Regions from separate parts of the Mus musculus genome. Here region 1 is linked to region 2. The links are chromatin loops, found by intact Hi-C in ENCODE. Cell type or tissue: heart. All regions are shown on one strand. Links, peaks and the distances in the headings refer to the core of each region. The heading gives the core; the rest is flanking DNA.

Evidence for each region. A loop is a pair of places that touch in the nucleus more often than their neighbours do. Peaks named below come from ENCODE experiments on the same cell type or tissue, not always from the same donor. Only the 100,000 strongest peaks of a DNase experiment are listed, where the experiment ranks them.
Region 1: it touches region 2 in a loop (5-fold over the local background); 30 of 42 quality-filtered maps call a loop at or near these places.

What each region holds. Positions count from the first base shown.
Region 1 is chr19:10,428,308-10,443,664 of GRCm38, reverse strand. Syt7 (synaptotagmin VII) reads right to left here. Exons shown (of 12, transcript NM_001373944.1): 6 at 13,205-13,327; 7 at 7,980-8,115; 8 at 4,243-4,513; 9 at 668-837; 10 at 174-288. Among named protein-coding and RNA genes, the nearest start is that of Lrrc10b, 21 kb to the left of the region's middle. In heart, for the core only: CTCF peaks have their summits at 6,011 (motif pointing left) and 7,536 (motif pointing right); DNase peaks (open chromatin) are centred at 6,824, 7,444, 9,574, 10,234 and 1 weaker place; H3K4me3 peaks cover 340 bases; H3K27ac peaks cover 814 bases; H3K27me3 peaks cover 1,950 bases.
Region 2 is chr19:10,333,772-10,349,128 of GRCm38, reverse strand. No RefSeq gene overlaps it. Among named protein-coding and RNA genes, the nearest start is that of Gm30263, 25 kb to the left of the region's middle. In heart, for the core only: a CTCF peak has its summit at 7,794 (motif pointing left); DNase peaks (open chromatin) are centred at 6,778 and 7,138; H3K4me3 peaks cover 214 bases; H3K27ac peaks cover 1,593 bases; H3K27me3 peaks cover 5,019 bases.

The sequences.
Region 1 (15,357 bases), core at 2,931-10,930, 95 kb before region 2:
GCACTGACCCAGAATATGTCCAGAGAGCTCTGCTATCTCTAGTCAGAGGACCAACAGGCAGGGGTTAGGGTTAGGACCCCAATACACTTCTATCTCCCGAATCTGAAGTGACCCTTGTGTCACGGGAAGCTCCCCCACAGGCCTGCCCACCCTGCTGTGATAAGCCTCAGCACCTGATGTGCCCCCGATGTCCATGGCTTTGAGGTTTCGAGCTTTGATGATGTTCACGATGATGGAGTTGGCAGAGGGGTTGTAGCAGAGGGACAAGAGCAGCTCCCCTCGGCTCCCCTATAGGGCAAAAAGAAGAGTGAGGCTGGGCCACAGGAAGGGGGATGTTCCCCTTGTTCTCCCTGCAGGGATGACAGGTGTGGGAACTAGAAGGGAGGGTGTGGTCAGAGAGCCTAGTTGTCCACAGGTCTTTTATGCCCTGACCTAGGTGATAGCAGCCCCTCTGTCAGCACTGCCATGCCACCTCCTCTCCACAGGAGAGCCTGTGCTTGCTCGGGGCTCTCAATTCCCTGAACAGAGCAAGCCCTGGGCTCATTGCACAGTTCAGGTGATTCATTCCACTCTGAGCCCTGCTGACATCCTGGGACTGAGGCTGGGTGAGGACCCTCTGCCATCCCTGACCACATGGCTTCAGTTAAGGGACTACAGGGGGCCTTACACTCCCATCGCTGCATGGCTTCAGATCCTTCCAGAAGGTCTGCATCTGGGTCAGGTCCACCTTGTTCAGAGGGATGGACACCTCCCCAATGGGGTCATTGCGGCTGAAACGGTCATAATCCAGGACCTGGAGGTAGAGGACCCTCTGCACCACTTTCTCGTAGGGAAACCCTGGGGCCGAGAAACAAGGTGAGAAGTGTTATCACAGCAAGAAAAGTTAAAATGGAGAAAAGGGAGAGATAAGAGAGTAGAAGGGAGGGGAAGATGGAGGGGGAAAAAGGGATGGGGTGGGGAAGAAAGAAGGAAGGCCCTGTGAGTGGGGCTGACCTTATAACCTCTGCTACCAGCCTAGGCCAGGGGGCCACAGCTGACTGCAGTAGCACTTTCTGAAGGGCCAGCAAGGACTGTCTCGCGTGACCCATCAGATGGGGAAACTGAGGCTCAGATGGTTTACATGACAGTCCCAGGACCAACAGTAGGACAAAGACCATCAATGAGCTCATTGCTTGTGTGCCCATTTCAGATCTGGGCAGTGGTCCCCTTGCTCCCTCCTTCAAGTCTGGACAAGTGGCTCTGCCTGAGGCTATGAGGCTGTCATATAATGAGTCCTAGGAAGAGAGGGAACAGGGAAACTAGAAAGGTGCCTGTGAGATGGAACCCGTGCTCTGGGACTCTGCCTTCTCCTTCACTTCCTCCAAGAGCTGAGCCTGTCTATCAGCTCTTCCTAAACAGAACTCATGGATACCCAAACCACCATCACCTTTTGCCCAGCAGCCACGAGAATGTCCAAACCGCCCTTCCCGCTCCCAAGCTTCCTCCCGTGGCCCATTCTCAACACTGTGGCCAGATTGATTTTTTAAAAATAGACAGCATGCCATAGCCTGCTCCTTTTAACATCCCAGTGTATTCAGAAGGAAAGCCAGACCAATTTGTTACCCAGTCCTTCTAAAGTGTGGCCCCACTGTCTTCCTTCTGTGGGCTGGTACCCACTCCTCCCTCAGTGCCCAGGCTCCATCCCTATACCTTTCCCCTGATCCCTTGAAGTCCTCTGTCCTCATCAGGACCTAACCCGTGAGCCCCCACCATGCCTGCTCCAGCCAATTCTCAACTTTTACATCTAATTCTTTCCTGGCATCACAGATGGGGTGGGCTACCCTGTAGCACACTCTATCACTGTGCCTTCTTGTCTCTAGGGCAAGCCCAAACAGATCTATCCATCTCTTTCCTACGTTATCTTATGGCTGGCCTGCCAGGCCAAGGTAGCCACTTAATATTTTTAAATTACATTTATATGTGTGAATGTGTGCGTGTATGTGTGTGCTCATGCGCACACATGGGTACTCATGCGCACACATGGGTACTCATATACCAGTGTGAATGTGGAAGTCAGAGGACAGTTTGCCAGGGACTGGTTCTCACCATGTGTATCCTGGGGAATCAAACAACGGTCATTAGGCGTGGCATCATGATAGAGAGCTCATAACTTCTGACCTCAAAAGGCCCCTCACACAGAAGGCTTTTACTTATGTAGATGCACACAAATGCACATAAAACTTTTTCTTTTCTTTTTCTTTTTTGTTTTTTCGAGACAGGGTTTCTCTGTGTAGCCCTGGCTGTCCTGGAACTCACTTTGTAGATCAGGCTAGCCTAGAACTCAGAAATCCACCTGCCTCTGCCTCCCAAGTGCTGGGATTAAAGGCGTACGCCACCACTGCCCAGCAAAACTTTTTCTTAAAGAAGGTCAACAGTTGAAGAAGACACCCAGTGTCAACCTTGACCTTCCACACACATGCATGTGCATGTGCACCTGAACACTACACACACACACGCCCCGGCACATGTGCACACACACAGAATAAATAATTTAATGGATGTAGAGATGTCAGTGGGCTGGCCCGCGTCGTGGCCAGAGTGAAGAGAAAGGGAGGAAGGTGGGTCTGACTTCTGGGAGGCACAGGTGACCCAGGATGGGCACAGGCCAGCCTCGATGTGCTGTGAGATACTGAGGTGTGAGCAGGAAGAAGGGAACACCTGAGGGAGCCCCACCAGCTGGAGTGACGGAGAGGAAGGGCCGGGAAGAACACTAGTAGGCTCTTCCCCAAAGACACAGAAACCCCAGAGGGGCCTCTGATGGACGCGGATCTGGAGACGATCCTTCTGATTCACGCAGGGTGCGTCTTTCTTTCTACCGACTAGGGAAGACATGTCTTGCTCATCTTGAAGGCCCCAAGGGACTTTGCCCAGGTGACCCGTGGCATCTGTTCAGGTGACATGCATGGAAACAAGTGTCCTGGGAATATCAGTGGCTCCGAGAGGTTCCTGCATCTAAATCAGTTTTTCCAGTGCCACACGAAACAGTCTCGTATATATCAAAAGCTCATCCGTCAGGACCTGCCTTGAATGGCTGGACACAATAGCAGCTTTGCCTTCCAGGAGACGGGACTGATTCCTTTTTCTCTGAACTCCCAGGATCCAGCTAAAAGTTGGCACTGAGCGAACGTTTGTGTGAGAGAGTTGAGGATTGGGGCCTCACCCATGTGCTGGCCATACATGCCAAGCCTCTGGCTAACTGTGCCATCTTCAACCCAGTAACCATGTTGACCTGAGGAGGAGGGGCCCAGAAACACAGAGGCATTTACAAGAGAGTCATTGTCACAGACAACGTCAAGGCACAGAATGCACAGGTACTGGTGGGCTTGGGTGCCAGTTGGGGAAGGGTCCCTGGGATAAGCCTGTTGGGCTCTAGAAGACCAGGCCAGGGCACCTCAAAGCAACTGTAACCCACAGGAACTGAGTTTTCCTAGCTGAACCAGGTTATGGGGAGACTTCAGGCTTCCCACTGTAGCACCCTGCCTGGGATAGGGAGTCCCCTCACTGCACTATGTTTTCAGATATGAGAGACAAGATTGGCTTTGAGAGCAGGGGCACATTTGGCTTAATGCCTCACGGACAGAGGGAATGGCTCAGAGATCTTGCGTGCCTTCCATGGCAGTAAGGAGTCAAAGGCCAGCAACAGACCATATCTTCAAGGAGCTGATATCAACACCTTTTAGGTGTCAGGGCCTGCTCTATGTGCTTTGAAAAGTTACTAATTTGCTTAATTACCATCATTACTGCTATTTTATAAATGAAGAAACTGAGGACCAGAGAGGTTAGGATTTTTCTTAATGTCACACAGCCAGTAAGTACGAAATCTGAGGTTCCAGTTCAGACAGACTAGACCAGGGCTGAGGAGGATGAGGATGAAGATGGAGGAAAGAGTCCAGGAAGGTTCTGGCACTTTCTCTAGATCTGTAGGGCCCCTTTACCTGGTTGTTCCAGAGCAATGTACCTCTGAGTGTCATAAGGTGGGACCCTAGCCTGTAACAGTCTCCCCCCTCAAAGCCTGTGGTCAGCTTGTTGACTTCTCTCATCTCCTGGGACCAATCAACAGGCGTGTGTGCGCGTGGGAGTCTAGCGTGTGTGTGCATCTTACATGCCTGCATGCCTGTGCGCTCGCAGGCGTGGGTTTGTCCATGTTTCTAAACTGCAGCCACACAGGCGGGACGGATCAGTGGGAGCAGCAACCAGCCTCACCTTCAAATAGAAAGGTCTCATTCCAGTGCGGGTTTAGATTCTTCCGCTTCACCTTGGTCTCCAGTTTGTGCTTCTTGTCGGGTAGCAGGTAGATCTTGACAAAGGGGTCACTAGTACCGCTGAAGTCCTTGGCTGGCAGCTCTTGGGCCTTCATGACCTTCACGGTGAGTGTGGACTCTTGGAAGTTGTAGCCAACACTGAACTGGATTCGGCCCAGGTTCTCTCGGCTGCAGCCCTCGTGGGCCTCATCCTCCTCAGAACCCGGGGAGAGCTGCAAGGGAAAAGATGGCGGGTTGGTGGGGATCCTGTCTACCAGGCTCCTAAGCAACATGTCAGGGTCCAGAAACCTGTCTGGACTGGAGGCCTGCTAGCCAATGTCTCCTTATTGCAACATGTGGCCAGCTGGGGTGGTGTCCTATCACATTCATGGCCAGTGGAGGATGTTCAGGCTCTGAGAGCCCTGCCTTAACCAGAAAGGGAGGGGAACAGGGCCAGGATGGCTCTACCTCCTGGATGGACCCCAGAGTCATGAGCAGGACAGCCAGCTTTCCCACCTCCTCTTGAAACTGTCTCTAAGAGTCACCCTAAGCTGGCCTGGCCTTTTCTCCTATTCCAGCCCTACAGACTCATGGGAGGCACACCAACTCTTATAAAGGGGCTTTCTGGGGGCCGTGGATGATATAGTTTACAGGATAGGAAAGGCAAGTGTTCAGATGAGGAGAGGCTGAGACACCAGGGGCATGACTGAGATAGGCTTGCCAGGATGTCCCCAGGGACTCTGACTGAAGCAGGCTGGGGTCTCTGGGGACTGAGGTTGTACCTCCAGGCTATGCCTGTCCCTTGTCTCCATTCCTCAGAATAGATACCTGACAGGTATGGACAGCAGTGGTGGCCACAAGGAAGGGTTGAGTGTCACATTTTCATTGGAAACGGAAGGGGGGCAGTTGGGGCTCTCCCAGCTGGGTTATCATTCTCTAAGAATAATGGAAGGCCTTGAGGTCCTACCCTGCCCAGTCAGGGGCCCTGCTGGCCTGGGTATTTTATGGTCTACATCTCCTTAGTTGATAGAAAGGAATCAGGAATGGACCCCAGGGAATTGCAGGTAGGATGAAATGGTAGGCACTTGCCTTCTCCCCACATTCCCTCAGAAAATCTTTGCCCCCACCCTGCTTCTTGGAGAGGCAACCCCAGCTCTTCCACACAGTATCACAGTGACATAAGGCAGACAGAGGCACATACCATGGTGAAGTCTCTTACGTCACCTTCTCATGGCCAGGCCAGGCGGCTGTCACTCACCTCTTGCTGAGGAGACTGGCTCAAAGAGGTTAAATTACACGTACAAGCTTTCATAGCAGTAAGGACCCTCTCTGACTTCAAGCTCCACTCAACAGGCCCAGCCCCCAAGTCACAGGAAGGCCCTCCCCACAGCCACTGAAAGCAAAGACCTGCCTGCACCACTGAGAAGTGTCCAAGATACATTGGTGATGGAAAATACGCCCACGGGTCAGCCACCTGCCACACACTAACTCTCCCCTGTGCTTGGCCTCTTCTGTGTCTTACTCTACCCTGAGGCAGGCACTGGTATGTTCAAAGTTTGGCTTGGAGCACACAGATTTCAGGTCACTCACCTCAAGTCCAATGACTGAATGGCTAGTCATAACTTGAAGTCAGGTTTGTGGCCAGCAACTGTGGGTTCCTGGCTACTTGTCTTGGCTCCTGAACTTAGACCTTAGTTTGAACTTGACCTTGGGCTCCATCCAGTGGCTGAATGGGGATTGCACTGTGTGTGTTTGGGACTGGGGCTCATTTAGCCCATAGGGCCTCTAATGCTCTCTGTTGAAAAGATGTTCTTGAACTTGTGACCCCTGTCTCTATCCCCTGACTGATGGGTCACGTGCCACCACACCTAGTTGATTAGGTGCTAGGGACCAAACAGTGCTTCATGCCAGGTGAGCACTCCACCACCTGAACTACACTTAGGCCCATTGCTGATGCCTCTGCTTAGTCCCTGGCTGATCTCATAGCCCACAGGCTCTATCCTAGGCCCACTCAGGATGTGGCTTCCTGATGTCCTCACATCCTAAGCTCGCAGCAGTCATCTTCCCCTGAACTTTACTTCCAGAACCTGCATTCGGGGAGGGGGGTTGGGGACCATGGAACTTAAGACTGTGGGACTCCCAGGAGGGTAAAAGAATTCATGGCACAAGTAGGCAGAGCCAGCCAAAACTACCTGCACCCTCATTCCCTCTCATATTATGGGGGAATCTTAGGCCATTGTAGGTGTGGGTAGCCTCAGCCCCACCTAAGTATGCTCTATCTCATGGAGGAAATCTGGTCTGTCTGGGCAGACTTCACCTCTAAAGGGAAGGAAGCTAAGCACCCACGTGCTTTCTCAAGGCCCAACTCTGAGCTCTAGTAAACAAGCCATTGCCATGGCAACTAGGCTGCCCAACTTTCTCCTCCCCTGCCCCAGCAGTAAGCCTTAAAGGACATCAAGCCAGCCTGTGCCAGGTCCCATGCTCCCTAGAGAGGTTGGTTCTGTCCACTTCTAGGTATCTGACTCCTGGCCCTCAGCCTCAGCAGCCTGGGGTCTGGACAGCACCACAGAGTGAGGTCACAGGTCATACTCTGGCCTGCTTATCTTTACTGTCACTGTTAATATGAATGACCTGGCACTGGCAGAGGACTGGGTAATTAGACTTGCCTTCCCACCTCCGGGCATCTGTGGAGCACACGAGAGAGAGAGAGATGGGCCTGTACTTCCTTCCGCTGCTTGCTGGAGTCTGCCAGCCTCTCCCTCAGGGCAGTAAGGGGCTGGCCAGCTGACTGGGAAAGGGCTGTCCCTTCTGGGAACTTGACTACCGGGAAATAGCACCAATTAGGGGGCTAGGCAATGAGGCAGGGTGGTCTGTGGCAATGGGCTGCACAGAGCAAAAGACAACCAGCCTACACAGAGTTGTAGTTGCAAACGGGCCAAGGGGCATGCAGACGCACGCTCCACCTCAGGCCTGATGCCTGGAAACATGAGTCCTTACCCGGAAGCCTTGTGACTCTGTGTGCACATTGCTACTTGAGATAGGACAGACTGGCAGCCCCGGAAACTGTGAGACCCTGCCTTCTCAGTATGGGAACCCAGTGGAAAGAGAAGGTGCTGGGTCCCCACCATAACCCTCTCTAAGCCTTCCTTCCAGGAACTCCCGGCCCACCAGATCCTTAACTGGTTCTTGTCTGCCAACTTGCCAAGCCTGTCCTTGGGCCTCTGGAAAGAACAAGTAGCTGTAACACATTGGTGCCACCAGGGGGTGTCATGAGAACTGCAGCCTCAGCTAAGGTGAACAACCTAGCCTGGGACTATAAGCCAGTCAGCCACAGAGCAACCGAGGTCACTGGTGGGCTACAAGACCGTCACCCCTGGGATCTCCACCTTACTACCATCTCTGCCATTTTAGGGAAGAGGCATGTGCCTCCATGCCACTGCCCCACAGCTTCTCCTCCCAGGACATTAAAAACATCTTGTATGAGTAGGATTTCCTAGTCTTTTTCTCAGCTCAGAAAAGGACCAAAGGAAGACAAATGAGGAAACTGAGGCACGGAGAGGCATTTCGATGAAAGATGGGGGTGGAGAGGAGCGGGCCTCAGTCAGTCAGCAAAGCCACCTGGCTGGGACTGAGTACCTAAGTCTCTGACTGAGTTGACTACTTCTGGTCCCCCAACAGCCCGTCCCCAACCCTTCTCACCATGAGCATCTCGCTGGTAAGGGAGTTGACGAGGTCCGAGACAGAGGAACGGGTCTCCGTTCTGCGGTCAGACTCATCGTGTGGCGTCTGGCCGGGCACTGGGGCTGTATTCACAGCCTTCCCTCCTGCAGGCAACCTGGAAGTGGGGGTAGGGAGTTCCAGTGAACACAGGCTTCAGGTAGGGCTGGGCTGGGCTCCATGGGCCTGGGTAGCCACAGGATCTTCTCTGAGAAATCAGCCCTTGTCACTTCCTGTGGGCCAGCAGGAGTGAAACCCTTGTTCACAGAAAGCCTGGTGTTTCCTGAAGACTCACAATTGGGGATCATCCTTCTTGAGCCTCTGTCTCAGGTGATTGGCTGAGCTGCCTTGTGGGGGCTGTTTAGAGGGAGCCTGCACACTTCCTGTTACTCCCCAAAGCCCCCCAGCTCTCTGGCTTACATGGCTATTCTCTGAGCTCCTCAGCTCTGCGGAGACCTGTTCCATCCAGTCTGGAAAGGGGAGGCACTAGGTGGCCTGTCCAGGTGTCTCGCCACGTCATTACCCTCTATAAACACTCCACAGCCTCTCTCCCAGAGCCCCACCTGTGTTTGCTCGGCCTGAGCAGAGCCAAGGTGTTCTTCAGCTTATAGCCAAGGTGAGGCGGGGACCACTGTCCACATGGCTCTGTTTGGCAATGTCTCTCTGCTGTGATAAAGTGTTCTTGAGCTGTCTCACTCAGTACCAGCCACGTGCTTGGAATCTCTATATTACATTTGCATGCTGCCAGAGTGAAGCACTGTGCACATGCCTGTATGTGCATATGGATATGCACATGTATATGCGTGTATGTGAAGGCCTTGATTGCCATTCCTCAGGTGCTGTCTCTATTGTTTTTGATACAGGGTCTCTTATTGGTTTGGAGCTTGTAAAGTGTGGCTAGCTGGTGGGTTACAGGAGCCTGCCTGACTTCAGTGCCTCAGCACAGGGTTTCCAAAGCCACTATGCACAGCTTTTCTTTTTACATGGGCTCTAGAGGCTCAGGTCCTTGTGTTTTTACTGACTGAGCCATCACCCCAGCCCTGAGCATTAACGCTTTAATCTGATTTAATACAAGCTCTTTTACCAGCTGAAGATGTAGCTGTATGATAAAGTGCTTGCTTATCCAACATTAATCAAGACCCTATGTTCTATTTCTAACATGGCACAAGAAGTGCCCATTCAGCCTTAACAGCCATTTAGGGCAAGAGATAACCCCGTGAGCCCTAGTCCCCACCCCGTTCCCCACTCACACAACACATTTGATAAGATTCTCACCCAGAGTTAGAGAAAGGCAGGCTGCCACCTAGCAGGCAACCGTGTCCATACCCGATGCCATGCTGGTTCAGGGGGCCGGGATTTCTGGTTTAACAGTCAGGTGGTTAGCCCAGGCTCCATTCAGCTGGGACTTAGGAAGGGACGACTAAGACCCTGCCCAGGGACCAGGCTGGAATGTCTCATGAGGAGGAAAAGGTGGGAACAGGCAGTGAGGAAGAGATGGTGTAGGGCTTAGGGAAGGCTAAAATTAAACAGCTTTGAGAGCACAGAGCCACACAGGCTGGATACAAGCCACATCCCCTGGCACAGACCAGCTTGAAGTACATGGGCGGCCACAGCAGGCAGATACATACATGCTCAGAATATGCCAGGCCCTGGGAAGACACCAGGATCCAACAGCAGGGCGTGCACACACAGACACACATACATACACATAAAAACTCACACAAGCCCAACAGATATCTAGAGTGACAGGGAGAAGACAGCAAAGGCGACAGGCACAGTGCAGCCAGCACCTCTGTGGTAACACACACAGCTGAGGGCATACTTAGATCCCTAAAGGTGGAGGGCGGGGGAGACCCAGCCACGCGAAAGTGTGCATGTGAATTAGAACAAAACAGAAGCAGGAAAGGCAGGGACAGCCGGCCATCAGGTGCACCATACACCTGCTGTTGAGACCCTGGCCTTGCGCTGAGACAGGGCATAACATGTCCACCCACCTGCCTGCCCTCTCCCTGAACACCCTAGAGGTGCGGACACACCAGTGCACAGAGTAGCAGGTACATACAAGCCCACCCCCCCAGGACCACACACACACACATACAGAGACACGTGCTCACACAGACAGGCACGGGGAGGAAGAGGAGACTGAAAATAGCTGGAGAGGTAAAGTCAGGTTAAAAATAGAGCAGGAGAGGAGAGAGCGTGAGATTGACTACTGAAGGTATGAGAAAGTCGGAGTTATTTTGGCCACACCACAGCGTCAGCATAGCTGCAAAGCAGCCTGGGAAAAGATGGTCAGCACCCCTGAAGCTGTCGGAGGTCACAGGACAGAGAGATAGGCATAGGGATCAGCAGAGGGAGAGGCCGAGGGGCTGGTCACTGGCCCAGGGACACCCCTGTGAGGAGCAGATGGAAGGAGGAGACAGAGAGAAGAGAGACAGAGAAAGAGGGGAGAGGCGAAGAAAGGTTAGTCAGACGTGTGGAGAAGGCTGCTGGGTGGACAAGGGGACAAGGAGGAGCGAGGCGGCCGACAGGAGAGGCAGAGAGGAGGCGGGGGACACACAGAGGCGGAAGAAACATGGTGGCTTCGGAGGAGGCGAGCAATGGGGGTGGCCTGGTCCGCTCTGCCCCCCACTCGGGGTGAGGGTGGGGCCACGGTGGAAACCATTTGGATCCCAAGGAGCAAAGGTGAAATGCTGGAAAGATGGCCATGAGAGCGCAGTGGGTGGTGTGGGAGAATGAGTGGGACAGACGGCAAGGGTGGATGCTCCATCCCCCATCCCACTCCTACACCTAAGAGTACCTGAGATAGATGTTGAGGCCCAGGGCTTGGGAGATTCTGGAAGGGAGCCCCCAGGGGACAAAGAAATGTTGAGTGGGTAAGAGGCAGACTGTCCCTAACATCCCCGTACCTTGATAGATACCCATCCTTTCTGTATGAACCCTGAAGTGGCTTCTCCTCACAGAGTGCTCTCGCTTCTCTCTCTCTCTCTCTCTCTCCCCCTCTCCCCCCCCATGAGCCTGTTGCTTAACAGACCAAGGGGACTGAGTGTTTCCTCCAACAGCAAAGACACCTGGTCCAAGGGTCAGCTGGGGTAGAGAGGGCATGATTTAGAGGAAGGGATAGATGAGCCAGCTTGTAGCTATAAGGCCCAGAAGTCAAAGGGTGGATCCCAGAGGTGTGACAGCTTAGTGGGGGCACATATGCTAAGCTATGGGATAGGGGACTTACTAGGGAAGAGTCAGTTGAGGGTAGCCCTTGAAGCTACCCACTCAGAGACACCCCAAGAGCTATGAGAAATGAGTTTCAAATATGGGAGGGCATGAGCAGGTGAGAATGGCATGTGTCCACTGGGAAAGTGGGGCCAGGTGGTGGCAAGGGCCCAAAGCCTCCACCTCCACACCCACCTTTCCCAGGCAGGCAGAGGACAAGCTGATGTCATGATCAGAAGGGATGGGTGTACTAAAATATGGAGACCTGAGTGGCAAGGAGGTATAAATAGGCTGTTGGGTGAGAATGGAGTCGGTTAATTAACACATGGGTGATGTGAAATCTCGTTTCCAGCCTGCATCTGCTCCCTCACGCTTCACACCTTCCCCCTAGCCCTCCCTGGCAAAGGGCTTGGGTTCTTCACAGGCTTTCAGAGGGCTCCAGTCCCCCTTGCATCCTTTTGTCCCTGGTCCCACCCCCCTTGGCTTGTGGCCCTCTGGCCTGCTTAGAGCCCATCTTTGATACCCTGTGGCTTCTGTCAGACCCAGTTAGGTTGGGGGTGGCAGTCTCTGCTACTCCCCCAACCCCTTCTTCACATACACGGGCTCAGGGACTGACACCAGCCGAGGCACCAAGTGGAGGAACAGGTTCTCCCCTCCTACTCGGTAGGGACTTCTGACCCACTAGACATGCAATGTGGATTCAGAGTGGGAAGGGAAGAGAGGGCTGGTCTCCAGAAGCCACTGTGAGATAGCCAGATAGCTGTCAAATACAGCTTATCTCTCCTAAGCTACAGGCCTCTAGCAGCAGCCTGGGGCAGTCCCTTCCTGTCCCTAAAGGCCTTTAATGAGCACCAGGGTTACCAGTCTAAACCTGATCTCTGCTCAGCTCACAGGATCTGACAACTGTCCCGGCCCTAGGGCCCATTTCCTCATTAGAAGCAGTGTGTGTTCCTCGGAGGTCACCCTGCTCAGTGCTTCATTTGACAGAGGCAGATGCAGAGGCCTAGACAGGGTCTCTGACTTGTCTGAGGTCATGGAGCAAGGCTCCGGCTAAACCAATGCTGGCCCACATGCCCTGTCTTTGATCTCATGGAATGCAGAACTGAGCACAAGTAGATGTGAACACAGCCTAAGGCCAGGTCGAGGGAACAGGCAGGTAAGGACTCCACCTTTGGGAGTGCTAATAAACCCTGCGACCTTCAACCCTCCCTTTACCTAGGAGCACCGCTCACCCACTCCTCAACAGAGGGAACAGCAGGAGCTGCTTCCCAGAATTCTAGGTGGAGAAGGCTAGGAGGTCCAGCCTGTACTGCAGCCACCAGGCTACTGTTGGCCTTCACTGGGCCCTGAGAAAGGCAATGGGGCCAGGGAGCCTGGCAGAACCAGACTTTGACCTTGCTGGGAACAGCTGGCCCCACATCCCCTTTCTAGAGGCTGTGCTCAGGGGCCACCCTTCTGGTCCCTTCTGGTCACCAGGCCTCTCCCATGGTTCCTCACCCCAGACCCTCCCCATCAGGGGCTCTTCCTCCATGGCTGAGTGGCATAACGGGTCCTGCAGGGCAGGGGGAGGTTGAGATGGTGGGGATGAGGAAGAACAGGCTTAGCCATTCCCCAACATCCGCCCTCACTCACCAACCACCGGAGAAACGGGGATTTCTGGGTTGGGGGTGGGGCAGAGATGAAAGATGGAGGGGCGGCAGAGGGAGGCAAGCAGGGAGATGGGGCCCAGGAGGCTGGGCTTGCTCCAGGCCAGGACAAGCATGCTGGGGAGCAGGCTTGATCCAGAATGGTCCCAGGATGGTCCCTTCATAGACCCATGGGACACCACTCAAGTGGTCAGGGGACAGAACACCAGCTGGAGGGCTTCTTCTGCCCCAGCATCTGCTGAAGACACCACCACCTCGTCCAGCAGTCAGGGCCGGCTGAGGCAGGTGGCCTCTCCGTGCCTCCTTCTCTGCCGCTGTTGCCGCTGCCGCAGGCCTCGCCCGTGCTCGTACCTCTTGTCCCCCTGAGCGTTCTGGTTCTGCTGGGTTCCTGGGTTTTGCAGGTCAGGGATATTGGCAAAGTCATCCTGTTCCGAAAGCCCTAATACCAGGGATAGCACCACCATCCGGCCTTCCCTGCCCAGGATGGGCAGCCCACCAGCCGGGGTGACAGGAGGAAGCCCCACGGACAGGAGCAGGGGTGAGGGGAGGAGAGAGAGAGAGAGAGACAGAAACAAAGAGAGAGAAGAGAAAAAGCGTAAGAAACTGGCCCTGGAGAAAAGAAACCAATCTTCAGAACTGTAAATAGTTGGAGACCTGAGAGGGGTGGAGGGAGAGGATCCAGCTGGCCTTGGGCCAAGAGCTGGAGTCTTTGGGGTAACATGGGACAGGGGCTAGGCACAGGCCTGAGGAGAGGACTTAGGGAACACCCAGGCTGCAGATTGGATCTCCAGCTGAAGTCATGCTTACCTCTTCCCTGGGAGAAGGGGAAGAGGCTCTTCCCATACCTTGTACAGGGCTTGGGAGGGGAGGTTAGGGACACGGGGGAAGCACTACAGGAAAATCTGACATTCGATGGGCATTATACACTGTGCTCAGGGATGCCCTTCATAGATCTCTGGGTCATGCTCAACAAGATGTCCTTGAAGCCAGCTAAGCAGCTTCTTCCAGGCTTCCAAATATACAGCCCATCACAGGAAAATCCCAAAGCTGGCCGAGATCACAGGCATACATAGTGAGACCTCTCTCTTGTCCACCTTCCCAGAGAGTCAGGGACTAAGAGGCTTCTGGGACCCGTTCAGTGGAGGTCTCTCCTTGCAGAAGTACTTCAGAAGGCATCAGGAAGCAAGGGTGGAGAGAAAGTGCAGGAACTTGGCAAGGTCTGGAGAAGCTTTGGCAGGGCTGCAGGGAGCCTGTGCCTGCAGTGAGGCGCTGCTCTGAGGGAGGATGGCCAAAACAGAATGGCGGGCAGGTACCAACAGGATGAGTGTGACTTGGAGAGGAGGTGTGCGCAGCAGCACGGGGTTGAAGGCCACACATGTGTGGAGCCCGCCTTGGAAAACCATGGGACAACTGTGTGGGGCTTTGCTAGTGACACGGGCACTTCCTGGAAAGAGACGAAAATTCCGATGGCTGCTCTACATCAAAGCCATCAGAGGTTTTGAGTTTGCAAGGGCTTTGTAGAGCTCAAGAGAACCGCTGTTGAGCCCGTCAGAACGAAGAGTCGAAGGATTCTCAGACAGGGCAAGCGTGAAAATGTGCTTCAAGAAGGGCCAAGGGTAAGACGGGGAGACTGGCAGAATGTTCCAGAAGGGGGTGGATCCTAGGGCAGGAATCTATCACATCAGCCACTGATGGAAAGTAAGAGCTTCTGTGATTATTCCCCAGAGAGACTGTCAAAATGGGAACTCAGGCCAGACATAGCATCTGGGCTGAGGGACGAATGAGAGTTGTGGAAAATGGGAGACACTTGCTACTGGGGTCTGAGGGAGAGCAGAAGCTAACCCCAGAATGTCCTTCTTCTTCTTAGTCTTTGTCTTGGGCATAGCCACAGCAAGCTGACATGTGCTGGCATCGAACTTCTGGGGCTCAACTCTCCCCTTCCCTTAGGCCGGAACCTGGCTTCTTTTACTCCGGCCTATTGCTAATGTCTAGGTTGGTAAAATTCCATTTGGCTGTCCAGGAGCTAGTTGAGCTGGGGGAAGGAGAACTCACTGAAAACACGTGTTTTTTTTTTTTCAAGTTAATGCATTTTTCAGATACTGCTTTTGGTCTTCTTTAAAAACGGAGCTGCTCCTCTGCATAAATACCCTGATTGTCATTCTCTACAGCTGCACAGGCTACGAGGGCAAGGATGAGGGGCAGAGCTGGACTTGGGGGGAGACACACTGGTCTGCTTGGATGGGTCATGCCTATGAAGAAGAAAGGATGCACCCTCCAAGCGAAGGGAGGGCAAGTTACTGCAGGGCGCGGGGTGGGGGTTGGGGGGACTCTCAAGTAGACTCTGGGACCTCAGCCATAAAGCAGTTGAACTGCAGGGCAGGGGTGGCCACAACTCAGCCTGTCAATGGTTCTCTACAGTCCACAAGCTGGTAATGGTTTCTGTAATCTAAAAATATTAAGGGGCAGGGGGAAGAAACCTTATGTGGTAGAGACTGAGTGTGCCT
Region 2 (15,357 bases), core at 3,152-11,151:
ATGCACATGCTCACATGAAACATACATATAAACATGTACATGCACACACATGCTCACTTGCACGCACACACATGTACACACATGCACACACATGCTCATTTGCATGCACACTCATGTACATACAAGAACACACATTCACACATGAAGCACATGCATACACACACATATACACACATCCACACACACATGTACATGCACACACACAAATAAAATGTAAGATTTTTAAGTGCTTGTCCTTTCTAAACTGTATACTTCCATGGCTTTTAATATATGTCCTGCCTTTCTTTAGTTATCATTAATCCTGAATTAAATCTCATTAACCTCCGTGAGGAGTTGTTCCTTATCATCTAGACATGCCGAGTGTGCTGCCTGACTGTGTGAATTTGCCTGGGTAGTGCTGATGGATCACACAAGATGTGGCCATTTGTTTTTTCTTTTGCTTGGCATGATGTTTTCTTTTTTTTTTTTCTTTTCTTTTCTTTTCTTTTTCTTTCTTTTCTTTTTTAAGATTTTATTTATTTATTTCAGTACACTGTGGGTATTGGATCCCATTACAGATGGTTGTGAGCCACTATCTGGTTGCTGGGAATTGAACTCAGGACCTCTGGAAGAGCAGTCAGTGCTCTTAACTGCTGAGCCGTCTCTCCAGCCCGGCATGACGTTTTCAATGTCTGTTTATTTTATATCACCTATCAGTGCCTCAATCCTCTTCACTGCTGAATAATATTCCACTCTGTGACCACATCCACCCATCATCTAGTAGACATTTCAATGATTTCTATTTTATCTCACTCCTAAAAGCACTCCAGTATAACTCTTTGGGCGACACATGTTTTCAGTTCTCTGAGGCATGTACCTGGGAGTTTAATTGTTGAGGCATTTGGTAACTCTGTGGTTTATTTTCTGAGGAAGTGCCAAGTGGGATTTCCAAAACAATTCCGCCATCTTGCATTCCCACCGACTGAGCACAGGAGTTGTAATCTCTTCCCACTCCTGCCAGCACTTGCTATTGTCTGCCTGCCTTTATATTCCAGCCACCCTTGCGGGTCTGAAGAGGCTTCTCATTGTGGCTTTGATTTGCATTTCCCTGGTGAGTTGGGCTAAGCAGCTTTGCATGTGTTTATTGGCCATTTGCAGGTCTTTGGAGAAATGTGTATTTAAATCCTTTGCCCAATTTTTAATTGGGTGATTCAGGTCTGCATTTATGTTGCCAGGGATAAAACTACAGGCAGGAAGACCCCATCACAGACACCTCAAGTGCTTTGCCAGCAGCCTGGGCCCTTTGGGATGGCCACACTTACCTGCTACTCTTTACAGAGGCACTGGATGGGAGTCTTGTCTAGCCAGCATGTGTGAAGCTCTGGGTTTGACCCCCACCACCTCATAAATCGGGTATGGTGATAAACACTAGTAACCCCTGAACTTAGGAGGTGGAAGGCCGGGGGTGGGGTGGGGTGGGGGGGTCAGAAATTCAAGGTCATCTTCAGATACATATGGAATTTGAGGCCAACCTGGGATACCTGAGACCCAGTCTCAAGAACAACAGGGCCTGAGGAGGTGCTTGCCATACAAGCATTAGGACCGGAGTTCGAGCCTTGCCTCCCATGTAAAGGCTGTGGTGTGAAGGCAGACAGGAGGATCCCAGGTTTGCTGGCCTAGCAGTCTAGGGAAATCATTGAGCTCCTTCAGGAAAAGACCCTGTGTCAAAAACTGAGGTGAGAAGCTGGAGTGGTGGCTCAGCAGTTATTTACCGTGTTCTCTCTCTCTCTCTCTCTCTCTCTCTCTCTCTCTCTCTCTCTCTGTGTGTGTGTGTGTGTGTGTGTGTGTCTGTCTGTCTGTCTGTCCCTGTCTCTCTCATGAACACACACACACACAGTAATAAAATTAAATTTTAATCTGAAAACAAAGGCAGGGAGTAACTGAAGAAGAACCCAGTCAACCTGTACTCCCCATAAACAGTAAATTCATCAATTTAATTAAATCACAACACCCCCCAAAGGCAGCTGTTGCGGTCCAGGGCTTGGCCACCTCATCTCTTCTGCAAAGCTTCCTCTTAGAATCTCTCTTATAGAGTGATATTTTGACTGTGTTGGGCCAGAATCAGAGGCCAAGGCTAAGCTCTGACTGGCGTCTGTGGTCCACACCACATCTCCTCAGGCCTCAGCTGTGCACACCTGGGCACCTCAATTTCCCCACTATCAATAGCTGGCCCCTTCCTTTCCCTGGTGCAGAGCTCTTGGGGTAATAGCACTAGGTTGGGATTGTAAATAGTGGTAACTGGAGGAAGTCCTTGGGGTGTTTGATGGAAAATTATCCTTCTGAAACCTTTCCTTCAGGGTCCCTGGGTCCCAGGGCCTCAGGATAGTAAATAGCCCAGGCAGCCCCTACAACTCAGATCTGCAGTGTAGGTCTGGATATCCCTGCTCCTAAACCCAGCCGTTCAGCTGTTTCCTCCTTCTCCTCTGGGCCACCCAAGCCTCCTCCCTCTTTTTCCCTAAGTGTTGAGTGGCATGTGACTGCTCAAGGGATGTGAAAGGCAGTGGGAAAGTGACACAACACTCCTTAATTACTATCTTCCTTCTGCATCCTAACACCTAAATTTAGCCAACAGAGTCTCGGCACAGGGGATGAAACTCCTCCCTCCCAGGACCCTTTTCTTAGGGGAGAGAGAGCCAGACCTTCCCCACGCACGCCCTGGGGGGCAGTGAGGAAGGCAGGACTTCTCATCAGCCTGGGGATGGGTCAGAATGTAGCAGAGGCCGGTGGGGGCACTGAGCTCCAGGGGTGACCCTCCCCAATGCACAAGGCAGGTGGCAGCTGGGGCCACTAAATCACCAGGAAACAGAATGGAACTACCCACTGACAGGAAGCCCGGCAGGGGAGGTGGAGGGGAGAAGTGGTCCAAGTGTTAGGGACACAGGATCCTGAATGAGACAGTGTCAAGCTCTCTCTCTCTCTCTCTCTCTCTCTCTCTCTCTCTCTCTCTCTCTCTCTCTCTCTCTCTCTACCACCTGCCAGCTGTGCAGCCTTCAGCAAGTCAGCCAGCCTCTCTGGGCATGTCTCCTCATCCGAACACAGTGCACCGCTGGGTAAAGTGGCTGTGAGGTTCCAGTAGACACCACAGATATAGCATGGGGCACCAAGCAAAACTGAACGGGCCCAATCATGATGTTCGTCCAAATACAGTGGTGTGGTATGTTAGCCCTGCAGTGGGCGGGGCCTGCAGTGGGCGGGGCCTGCAGTGGGCGGGGCCTCCGTGTCGGGACTCCTCCTCCAGTGCGCATCCAGGAAGCCTTACTCCTCTTCCTCTAGTCAGTTTCCCTTCCCCGGCTCCTTTTCCAGTATCTAACACAGTCCAACCTGGTCTCCACTCGCTGTGCAGCTCAAACTTCAGCTCCTCCTCCCTCTACTTTCCATGTGCTAGGATTACAGGCACACACCTCTCTATAGCTTAGTTTATACAGTGCTGGGGATCGAACCCAAGGCTGTGCAAGTGCTCTGCCAACTGAGCCGCATCCCTAGTCCCGCAGTGTGACTCTCAACACCTCTGCTTTACACAGCGACGACGCACAGGCAGAGGCAGGAGAATTGTCATGCCCTAGATCACCGGCCAGTTGGCAGTCTGTCTGCAAGTGCAGCACCTTCCTGTAGTGCCTAGGTGGCTGTACTGGCTGGTTTAGCGTCTGACGCAGCTGGAGTTATCACAGAGAAAGGAACTTCAGGTGAGGAAATGCCTCCAGGAGATCCAGCTGTAAGGCATTTTCTCAATTAGTTTGTGGGTGGGACCATCTCTGGATTGGTAATCTTGGGTTCTATAAGAAAGCAGGCTGAGCAAGCCAGGGCAAGCAAGCCAGTAAATAACATCCCTCCATGGCCTCTGCATCAGCTCCTGCTTCCTGACCTGCTTGAGTTCCAGTCCTAACTTCCTTAGGTGATGAACAGCAATGTGGAAGTGTAAGCTGAATAAACCCTTTCCTCCCCAACTTGCTTCTTGGTCATGATGTTTGTGCAGGAATACAAACCCTGACAAAGACAGGGGAACTTCCCTTCTTCCAGCCTGCTTAGAACTGCCCACTCCAGGAAGTCCTCCATCTGCCTCCCCACTCTGCCTGCAGGTTCCCCTGCTGCAGAGATCTATTGTCAATTACAAGCTCCATCCCCAGCTCCAAGAAGTCTAGAAAGAGACACCTTGTTGTTTCTGTGAGTTACTGGAGTTCAAAGTCACCAATCTTGGTAAAAGGGGAAAAAAAGTGTGTATGTGTGTGTGGGGGGGTGGGGGGGGTGGGACACAGCTGGAGGAGCTGGAAAGAGTTGGAGTGAATGTGTGCCTGCAAGCTGTGCACTCCAGATGTTGGCAGTGGTTTTATCTAGGCATGGTAGGATCAGGCAGGGATTCTGGGGTCAGGCTTGATGGAAAATAACCCCACCCCTGAGTCTCAGGTCTTGGTTCCTCATACGTAGAATTGGGTAGCAGAGTTAGCCTCTTGGGGCAGGATGCAAAGGAAAGAGACAGGCTAGTGGGACAGTTCTTCCATTCTGAACTATCATGGACAACAGCCCCTCACTCAGTGCCTGGATAAAGTCATTCTCAGGTGTGCACCCCACCCCACCCCATGGCAGGAGCTGGGGCATGTCATCACCTTGCACTCTTACTTCTGGTTCACACAGGGTGCCAGCCTTCAGGAGTATCCATCGGCAAAGCCTGGGAAACCCTTGCCCCTTCACTGTTCTGGCCCCAGATATTCCTTGCTGTCACCGACCACCTGGAGTTATTTAAACCTACAGGCAGCCACTGACATCAGCTCATCTCAACCAAAGGAATCAGGGAATTAAGATCTCAGATTCAGATCCAGCCTAGGCTCTGCCTAGGCTCCAAACTCCTGGCTGCCTCTGACACTGATGCAGTAGGATGCAGACTACTCTCTTGAGCTAGAGTCACCAAGCCCCTTTCAGGAGTGGGAGGTGATGTATCAGGTGGGCAGAGAGTGCTCTTTACGAAATAGGAAGTGAGAAGCTACACCCCTGCGGGGTCACGTCCTTCGTGAAGAGGCCTGTTTCAGTCATGGCGTTACTCCCTGCGGTGGCGTGCTCATGATGCTGATGACGTACAGGCAGCTCATGCTTTGTGGGCAGGTTTCAGGCACCACACAATGTCCTAAAATTTGACATATGTTGAGTCACCTTTCGCTCACAATGCCTTAGGAGACATGATCGTGAACTGGAGGCCTGGCTGGGTCAAAGCCCTGGGACTCTCAGAACTGGTGGTAGAATAGGGCTCCCACCCAGGCAGTCTGAATCCATTTGTTCACCCTGCACCCCTTCACCTCCAACCATGGGTCCTTCTGCCTCACCCCTGTGACCTGTTTCTCCCAGGCCTGGGATGTGCTGTCCACTGGAAGGTGATGTTGGGAAGAGGGATGTGGGCCCGGAGTGCCCTTACCAGCTCTCCAACCCCCCTTAAAGGCCCTGTGACCTCAACAAAATAAATATAAGAGTCAAAGAGACAGCTCAAGCTGCGGGGAAATGTTTTCTCAGCTGCCTCCTGCTCCTTTGCTTGCTCACCATCCAGTAAGGGATTCGGTGCATTGAGAAGTGGCCTTCAACAGCATCTCTCTGGGTGCCACAGTGGAAAGTTGTTCCTGTGAAGGTCAGAAACTAGGTTTCCATCCCAGCAAGGGGAAGAGGCGCGTGCACAGTCCCCTCATGGAAAGCTGATTATTGTAAGGGGTGACCTGGGGTCTTTGATACATGGTGGCTTTGTGACTAGTATTGTCATAGGGTGATCATTCAATCCTACCCATCCAGGAAGGACAAAAGGAACCAATAGGAGTATGGAGAGAAGGCTCGGAGGGTGAATGCACTTGCCGTTGAAACTTAGTAACACTGAGTTCAGTTCTTGAGATGTGATGACTCAAAGCTATTCCAGCAGAGATAGATGGCAGAGACAGGGGAATGAGCTGCAAGCTCATGGCCAGCTAGCCTGGAATACACAGCATAGTGGCAGGTACAAGGGTGGCCCAGCATTGAGTGGTAGAAGTTTCAGGGACCCTGGTGGTCCCAAGGCTCTGACTTGTAGATTAAGAAGACAAAGCTGTCTGGAGGGCTGACTGCCCTGGCACAGACATCTATCCACACCACCCATGCCACATGGCCGGGCGGGCATTCCACCGCTGCTTCCCCGGGGAAGATTCTGGAAAGGATTAACACCTGCTAATTTTCATGCAGAATCATCTAGCATGACTGAGGTGCTTATCAGATGTAAAATGGCCCATGTATAAGGGCTCTCGGGAGATTCATGAATGACCTGTATGTACTTAGAATACATTCATCTGAAAGAAACTAAAACTAAAACAAAAACAGAAACAACAACACAACCAACAAAGCAACAGTGGCCACATACTGTTTCCTTTTTTCTCCCAAGTAAACAGAAGGTGGAGGTATCTACTTCAGGGCTGGTATGGCAGTCCCACACGCGGGTACCTATATTAGTACTTGTTTCTTGGTCCCAAACGGCTGCTCCAGTTCCAACAAGCACGTGCACATTAAAGCACAGCAAAGAAGAAACAAGAGGTTTATACATCACAGAAGGACTATAGATATCTTAAGAGGAACTCAGGGATATGCTGGATCTGCCATCTTCATTTCAGGTGACTTTGTGTCCGGCTCAGCATCAGGAGTTCGGTGGGGAACACACTTGGAGCCAGCCGGCAGCCTCCGGCATCCCATAATCTGCCTCTGTTCCACAGGAAGGCTGGCTGTGTTTCCTGGCACTGTGCCCCCCAGCGGCCTTGAATCACTCGCTCTTTGTTCTTATGCCTTTCTTGTTCTTGGACATTCATCCCGTTCTCCAACACGCTGCCAGAAGTCCTGTAAGAGCGCGACTCTGCACGAAGCACAAAGCCTTCCCTCTGGCTTCCAAAGCCCCTTGGCCTTTGGGACCTGTCATCTGTCACAGCTCTGCTCACCTCTGCCCCACCCTCTGAGCCAGTGCCTGCCAAGAGTCCCCTCCTCAGCCCTCTGCAGGACTCCTAGCTGACCTTGAAGGCACACTACAGAAGGGTGCCTTGTATGTGTATCTTCCTCAGTCTCTAGGGAGCATCAGACTCCCTTTCTCTGGCCTCCCTTGGGCTTCCGGAGCCTTCCGTCATCTCTCTATTTATAGTTAGAGTCAGGTGGCTCTGGCCTCCACGTTGCTGGGTCTGGCTGGGAGAGCTGGTTCTGTCACCTGCCTGGGAAGCCTGGGATTTTCCAAAGCCATCCTGTGTCCCCCTCACTGTGCCAATGTCCCAGAGAGAAGCACCCACACCAGGGAGACCCTTACCACGCACACACCCTGCTGGCTGCTCCAGCCTTGTATCATGTGCGCCCCTCAGCTCATCACTTTTGAGACATAACTGGAGCACTCTGTGTAGTATTTTACCATTCTGTCACCATTCTGGTTTGCAGGCCTGGAGACCAGCACTCTCCTGCCCCTGAATGCCACAGTCTTGGTCTGTGACCTCCAGTTACCAAGCCTTTCTGAGCCTCTGCCATTTATAGCTGACTCCACTCTGATCTAACACATTGGGGTTCCCATGAGAACTGAGGCGGGTGATAATCGGCTCCCGGTCCTTGTGGATTTCATACCCTCCCTACCATTTCTCTGACCCCTGGAAACTGAAGGGAAGGATTGTTGTGCCTCTGGACCTTAACCCGAGGGCTAGCAGGCCAGCTAGCTTAGAAACCAAAGAAAGCCACTCTGGCTGAGGGTCCCGACGGCATTTGGTACCAACAGGGAGAACTGGCGCCTCCTAGTGGACAGCGAGAGAACGTCTTCCTGGCCATTCTGTGGTCCAGGCTAGAATGAATCCGAGACTGAAGTCAGGGTCCTTGTAGAGCCTCTCACTGCCAACTGGGACAAATCTCATCTCATTTAGCAAACCTCGAGTTCCTCAGTCTCCTAAGCTGAGATGATACCCCACACAGGATCACAGCAAAGCTTCCATCAGTGATTCCGAGACCAGCCTTGCACAGCGCTATTTCCTAGGTCCTCAGGGGCAGGAATTTGTTGGGAACCACAGGGCACTGGTAGTGAGGAGGTGAGAAGTCAGAGTTGTCGATGGGTGCTCTCTGGGTGCTGTTTCACTGTGACCTTGGACTCTGATGAATTAATCTCTCCCTCCAGCGCCGAGGTTTCTCAGAAGTTTTAGCTCCTATTAACATACCTGTCCCAGGAACAAGCTTACATCTGTATCCAATTAACCTCCCTGCCAACAATGATTCAATGAGTTCTTTGCCAGCGTTCACAGGGCTATCTCTGCTTTCCCTGGTCCTGAAAAGCAGAAGTATTGCATGAGCTACACCATGATGACTCTGTGGCAGGAGGGTCACAAGACACTGGCCTCTGGGGTGAACTTGGGGTCTTCTAGGAGTTGTGGCTGTTATGCTGAGCGGGCTCTAGCTGAGAGGCTGTATGGTTGGCTGTGGGTAGGGAGAAGAGACCCCCCTGTGAGTGAGTACCAGTGAATGTAAAAGGTATCTTTTGATACTTCTGGGTGGAAGGGAGCTTTCTGGAATGCATGCTGGGTATGGGAACAGTTCCTTTGTGGATTCCTTTGTGCTGGTGAGGCTGACAATGGGTGTTGCAGTTGGGGTGGGGGTGGGGGCTTCTGACTGGACCTGCTGAGACTGTCTGGGACCTCTTCGTATTAAGCTGTGCGTTCCTTTGGGATGGCTGGTCATGAGATAAGTGAGACTTGCAACTTGACCTCCCTTAGGATGGACCTCTCTTACAGTGACTCCCCGACTCATCTCTGATGTCCTAGGAAGCCCGAGGGGCCCTGGTAGAAGTGGGGTCTGAGGATCTGTAGGGGTTGCCCTCTTAGACCCATGCATTCAACAGTCCACCAGATTTTACTAAACACCTATTATGAGTGACTATAGATAAACCTATCAACAGGCAGTCTGATTGTGTAGTTGAGAGGAGACAGGATCCATAGGCTGGAAGGAGAGGCAGACTGAGCCTAGAGGAGTGGGTAGCTGGGAACAAGATCACCTTCCCTAAAGCCCCCACCCAGGAGTAAGGAAAGCAACGGGGACATCCTAGAGTCAGCAACCAGATCCCAAGCCTGACACCACCTTGGGGACAGACAGACAGAGGCAGCCCTAAGAGCTCCCAGTCCTTAGCTCCAGCCAAACTGCCTTTTTATCTTCTCTCTGCTCTCCCTCCCATGCCTGCCCTCACCAGTGCAGGTCTCCTGATTACCTGTCACCCATGAGATGTACCTCCTTGCCCTTCCTTGCCCTGCTGCCCCTTACCCTGGGTCCTACCTCCTCTCACCTTCCCTGGGGCGCTGGCCAACACCACCTCCTTTCCCATAGCTCTGCTCAAAACAGCTTTCTCTTTTGAAAGCTTCTCTCAGCCCAATTCTGTTCTGTCTTTTGGGCAGGGACCCTGGTGGGACCTCTGCCCACACCAGAGGCTCCCTGGCCCAGTGTGTTGCCATCCCTCCCTGAACAGGCTCTGTTGAAGTCGCTTCTTCTATTTTACAAAGGCCAGCAGGAGGCTGGGAGGGTTTTCATGGAGCCGCAGAGCTGCAGAGCTGCGTGCCTGCATCGGATTTGTGCTTTAGAAGTTCACTAGGGCTGGCAGAGGCGAGATGAGGGCACAGGGCTCCTATGATTGCTAGGCAGGGAGGTTGTGAGGGCAGGGGGAGGGGAGGACTTCTCTCAGTACAGCCTTTGCTTTTTCAGAGGTCTCTGAGCCTGGCTCTGCATGAGCAAGTCATGTGTCTGACTCCCTGCCTCCCAGCCCCAACCAGGAGAGTAAAAATTCAAATCCCTCAGATGAGAGTAAAAGGATCTTTGGTGCCAGGGGCAGGATTGTAAAGAATTTTTTTAAGTGCACAAAAAAAGGTCATAATGTAAAATTTAGTATCTCAGCCCCACTCCTGCCTGCTTGAGAGACAAGGCCTTGCCCTATAACCCAGGCTGGCCTTGAACGAGATATCTTCTGAAGTGCACGAGTCACAAGCCTAGACCATTGTCTTGAATTCATACTGAGTGTTTTAGGGTCTCATTAGCTCAGACTGGCTTTGTATTCACTGTGCATTTATCTAAGGCTGGCCTTGGACTTCTAAGTCTCCTGCTTCTTTACCTCCTGAGTGCTGGATCCAGGTATGCCCCATTGTACCTATCTTACGCAACACTTAGTGCTGGATTCAGGTGGGCCCCACTGTACCCGACTTACACAACACTAAGTGCTGGGTCCAGGTGTGCCTCACTGTACCTGACTTACACAATGCTGGGGATTGAACCGAGGCCCTTGTGCTTGATAGGCAAGCATTGTGTCAACTAAGCCATATCCCCAGCCTCAATTTTAGCTGCTTTTTGTTTGTTGTTTTTGTTTCTGAATCAGGGTCTCACGTGTTGCTCTGGTTGGCCTCAAACTCACAGAGATCCACCTACTTCTGCCACCCAAGTGCTGGGATTAAGGCGTGTGCTACTACACCAAGCAACTGCTTTTTCGACATTTATTTGTGCGTGGGCTGGGTGGCCTATGATTGTATGTGGGCACGTGCCATGTCGTGGTATGTACGAACATTAGGGGACAGACAGTTTTTAGGAGTTGGTTCTCTCCTCCCTCCACGTGGGTCCGAGGATTGAACTGCAGCCACACAGTTGGTGTCCCTTGCCTTTTGGACACCCCTTGTTTTTGTGTTCAGTCCAGTAGTAAATATCCGATTGTGCATCAGGTCTCTAGAGCTTTCCCACGCTGCAAAGGTGCAGAGCCTCTGCACTTGCTACACAGCCTCCCTTCCCACTCTCCTGCCCTTTGTCCACCTCCCGTATGTTTCACTGTCTATATAAATGAGTACTTTCTGCTCCCTCTGAGAGTATCCATCACTATCTTTCTTTTGTGACTCAAGAGTCTATACATTCCTCAGTCTTCAGGTCGTTCTGAGGCAGCTGGTATACAAGCTCAGGTTTGAAAAACAGTGGCTTGTTGTCACCCAAGCTGAAGGTCCTCTCCCCCTTGCTTCTTACCCTTGTGTGTAAAACCAGAGCCTAGTGACTCTGAGCCTTAAGTGAGGACTCCTGTGACCTCTGGGGGTAATTGTCTCTCAGACAGACCAGACTGAGAACTCAACAGCCCAAATTAGGATTAATTTTCACGACTTGTATTTTTGTGATGTTGTGGATGCCGGCCACTCAGAGTGTGGTTCTGCATTCCTTGAACCTGGCTACTAAAGTCCTCCTAGGCCCCACCTCCGCTGCAGCATCTCAATGAGTGCGTTAGCCAGCTCCGCAGGGGCTGGTGAGCATAGTGATGGGGAGAGGGCCTGGGAGTGGGGAAGAGGGGGCTTTCTAAGAGTTGGGCAAAGGGACCTGACCTAGAGCTCTGCCCTTTACCCCCACACGCTGGCGGAGAGTCAGGCTGATGTGGGTTTAGCCTGCTCCATGGCCAGAGTTGCCCTTAAGTACACTGTGTCTATACATCTGTGTAACGCTTCCTGGTGCCCTAGTTCCTGATCCTTAGTCACCAGCCTGGTATCCAGAGACCCACGGCTTCAGCTACAGATTCCCAGAGCTATGGACACATGGCCTTGAACTTGGCCTTCTCCCTCCCCGTGCCCTGTCTCTGACCCTCCCAGCAGGACATCTCATCTGCCGAGGACTCAGTAGCAATCCTATTCAACGATACCATAATGGCTTACAAGGTACCAAGGAAGGGGTGCACAGGCACCAGGCTGCTCAGTCCCAACAGAAGCCCCGGAGGATAGCACAGGGTGAGTCCTGGAATAGTACCGTGTCCCACGTGTAGTAAATGCCCAAGTTGTCACTTGAAATTTAGGCTCTCTGTCAGGGCTGAGAACCTCACCAAGGCACCTATATTTTCACTCTTTCAGCTTTTCCAGGGGACCGTTAAATGCTGAATCTAGAATTTGAACTCAGGGTTATACATGCCCAGACCCTAAATCCTTAATTGCTGAGCCCAGCCTCTTCACCTCACTCTCAGATAAGAAGCTGCATAAGCCAGACTGAGCATTCGAGGATCCCTGCGGACTGGCTTCCAGCCACCCTGAGTCCCCCTGGAACTGTCATCTTAGCAGTAACATCACTGATGAGCCCAGTCCCAGAAGCAGCAGCTGTGGTCTGGGAGGCTCATGAGCTCAGCACCACGAGGAGAGATGGAAAGTGACACCTTCAGGGGGAGGGGGCACAGATTGCACACCTGGGCCTGGTGCAGCAGCTGTCACACCAGGAGGCGGCAGCAACGGGAACTGACAGCGTGGGTAGAGGGACTTGCCCACCCAGGTACTGTGGGGTGCCTGTCACACAGCTAGCATGGAGGCTGGGAGGAGGAGTGTGGGGGTACAGAGCACATGAGACAAGCCCTGGCTAGACAGTCAGGGCCTGTGCTGGCTTCCACACAATGTAGAGGACACGGGGGTGACACGTGGGAATTGAAATGGCAGCTGGAACTCTCCCTAGCTACAAACTGTGGTGAGTTACTTCTCCTGGACTTCAGTCCCCAACTCTAACGGGGGTGGTAATGGTACCCCTTGCCCCGCTGTGAGCCTTTGGAGCCCCAGTAGACATGGAGTACCTAGTGCCTGGCACGCCTTCTCATGTGGGTTGGCTTTGAAGAGAAGCAATTTCCACCTGGCTGCTGTGAGGGGCAGGTGACTTACATACAAGAGAAAAAAAAAAAAGACCTGGTGCCAAGTGTACAGCCAGCTCTGTCAGTAATTGGCATTATTATTAGGAACAGGCCAGCTACATAATTTGCAGAGCGCAATGGAAAAGGAAACATGGGGCTCTCACACGTAACTGATTAAAAGCTCCAAAATGGCGGGGCCAGGGAGGTTGCCAGAGGAAGGAAAGGCACTTGTCACCAACCCTGACATGAGGTGAATTCTAAGAACACACAGAGTGGAAAGAGAGAACTGACCCCTACAGGTTGTCCTCTGACCTCTACCTGTGTATGGTGCCAGGTACACGCAGGTGTGCAAGCACGAGCTCACACACACACACACACACACACACACACACAATGTTTTTAAATGTAAATTTAGCATTAATAATAATTCCAAGAGTGGCTACAGAGCCAGAGGCTGAGAGCAGGGTCTGTCTGAGTACACAAACCTGCAATGTCTATAGCTGGCTTTGGTGAAGAGACAAAATTACCAAGGTTACCAAAGTGAAGGGTTCCCCAGCCCTGTCTCCACTCTACTAATTATTCTGGTAAAATTCTGTGCATTGTAGGAGCTTCTGACCTTCCTTTCCCTCTCATTAGCCTACTCATCATGAAAGAGCAGGCTCAGGCACATGACCCCATTGCGTGAACTTTTGGACGTGAGCAAGTGGCTACTCACCGCAGATAGGTCACCACTGCCTGACTGAAGCAAGAATTCCATGGGCTTATTGGGTTTACTTCCAGGAATGTGATGACACCCCTAAACGGCCACGTCACTGACAAGTCTCACCCCAGCATGAAGTAAGACACCTTCTTCCGTAGTCCCTCATACTCTTTGCAACACCTCCTGAGACCCCTAGACCACAAGCAACTCATGCAGAATTACATGCGGCTGGTGGGGAGATTCAGGAGGTCCTAGCTGCTATCTCAGTGGGTGGAGTCTAATGACCCACCCTGTTTCTTCTATGAGGGAATGTCTGCAGCCCCCCACCCCCGCTCTGCATTCATGTGTGTGTGCATTCATATGTGCTTGCACATGGAGGGCAGAGGTCAATATCTCCACCTTAGTTTTAATATTAGTGTGTGTGCACATATGGTATGTATGTCAGTACAGGCACATACACACCACCACATGTATGGGGGTGGACAGAGGACAACTCTCAGGAGTTGGCTCCCTCTACTGTGGTATTTGGGACTCAAATTCAAGAACTTGGGCTTGTAGCAAGTGCCTGCACTCACTGAGCTACCTCACCAGACCCTCACCACATATTCTTTGAGATTGGGTCTCTTGCTGAAACCGGAGTTCACTGATTGTCCAGACTGGCTGACCGGTAAGCTCTGGGGACCCTCCTGTCCCTACTTCTGAAGGCTGCGGTTACAGATGTATGCCACCACACCTGGCTTTTCACATGAATGCTGGGGACCCAAATTCAGGACTCCATGTTTGTGCAACAAGAACCTTACCCACTGAACCATCTCTTCCTTCTCAGCAGAGCCAGCTCTGAAGCTCTCTTGTGAGTAGTCACAGCTGCTTTGATGAATATGGTTATAGCTGTTATGCTCAGGGGACAGCTTTCCACAACAGAGCCTGAGAAATCATCCTATGCCCACCCCAAAGAAGGCAAGCTCCAGGGTACATAGGACCCTGTCCTGATGCACTATGGTGACCTCGAACAGCCTTAGGGCAGGGCAGGAACTCCAGAGCCCTGTGGTAGCAGAGGGTGTGCAGAAGAGGAGAGGGTGGGGAGGACAGTGCCCATGTGTCAGCCTGGGCTGTCCCTGGGGGTGGGCACGGGGGTGGTTCTGTTCTCTTGGTGTCTCTGTGTTTTCCCCGATGGCAGGGATTGCTTTTGTAATAGCAGGCAAAAACCATACACGAGCCTCTATTCAACAAAAGCACTGTTCTCATAGGAACCAGGAAGACAGCACCCCCCCCCCTCCCATGCAAAGTACATTCAAGGAGAAGAAAATAAAAGCCACAGAGATGGTTAGATTAGAATAACGCATCTGTACTGCCCCTACATAGCTCACCCCCTCCATGAAAGTCTGGTGTGAAAAGGCTAGAATTGTGTTCTATGGGGCTGCTGGGCTGCTGTGTGTGTGTGAGTGTGTGTGTGTGTGTGTCTGTGTGTGTGTGTCTGTGTGTGTGTGTGTGTCCGTGTGTGTGTCTGTGTCTGTGTGTCCATGTGTCCTAAGTGTGATGATGTCTGTGAGTGACTGAGTGTAGGAGGTTGGGGCGGGGGAGGGGGGAATAAACAGTTGGCCTTTCCAGAAGCTGAATTGTCCCAAATTGTCCTCTGTCATGCTAAGTGGCAGAAAGGGAACAGGCTTTGGATGGGGTGGAACAGCGTTGGAGTACCAGCTGCACCAAACCTGTCACGACCCTTCCCCAAGCTGCTCCCTGGTATAGAAGGGAGAGCACAGAATCTAAATTTCAGGATACGGTTCTTAAAATGAAAGAAACCCCACTAGTGCATAGTAGGTGTGCAACCAGTGAGGTCTCTTCCACCTCACCCCCCCCCCCATGCATCTGAGCATTACCTTGAACTTTGACATCTTCAGATGTAATCCGACCCTTGTGAATAGGAGGGAGGACTAATGTCATTCTGAGAGGCCAAGGTCTGCAGTCCCTGGTCCACAAGTCACCATTTAGCCCTGTTCTCCAAGGACGCTGGAAG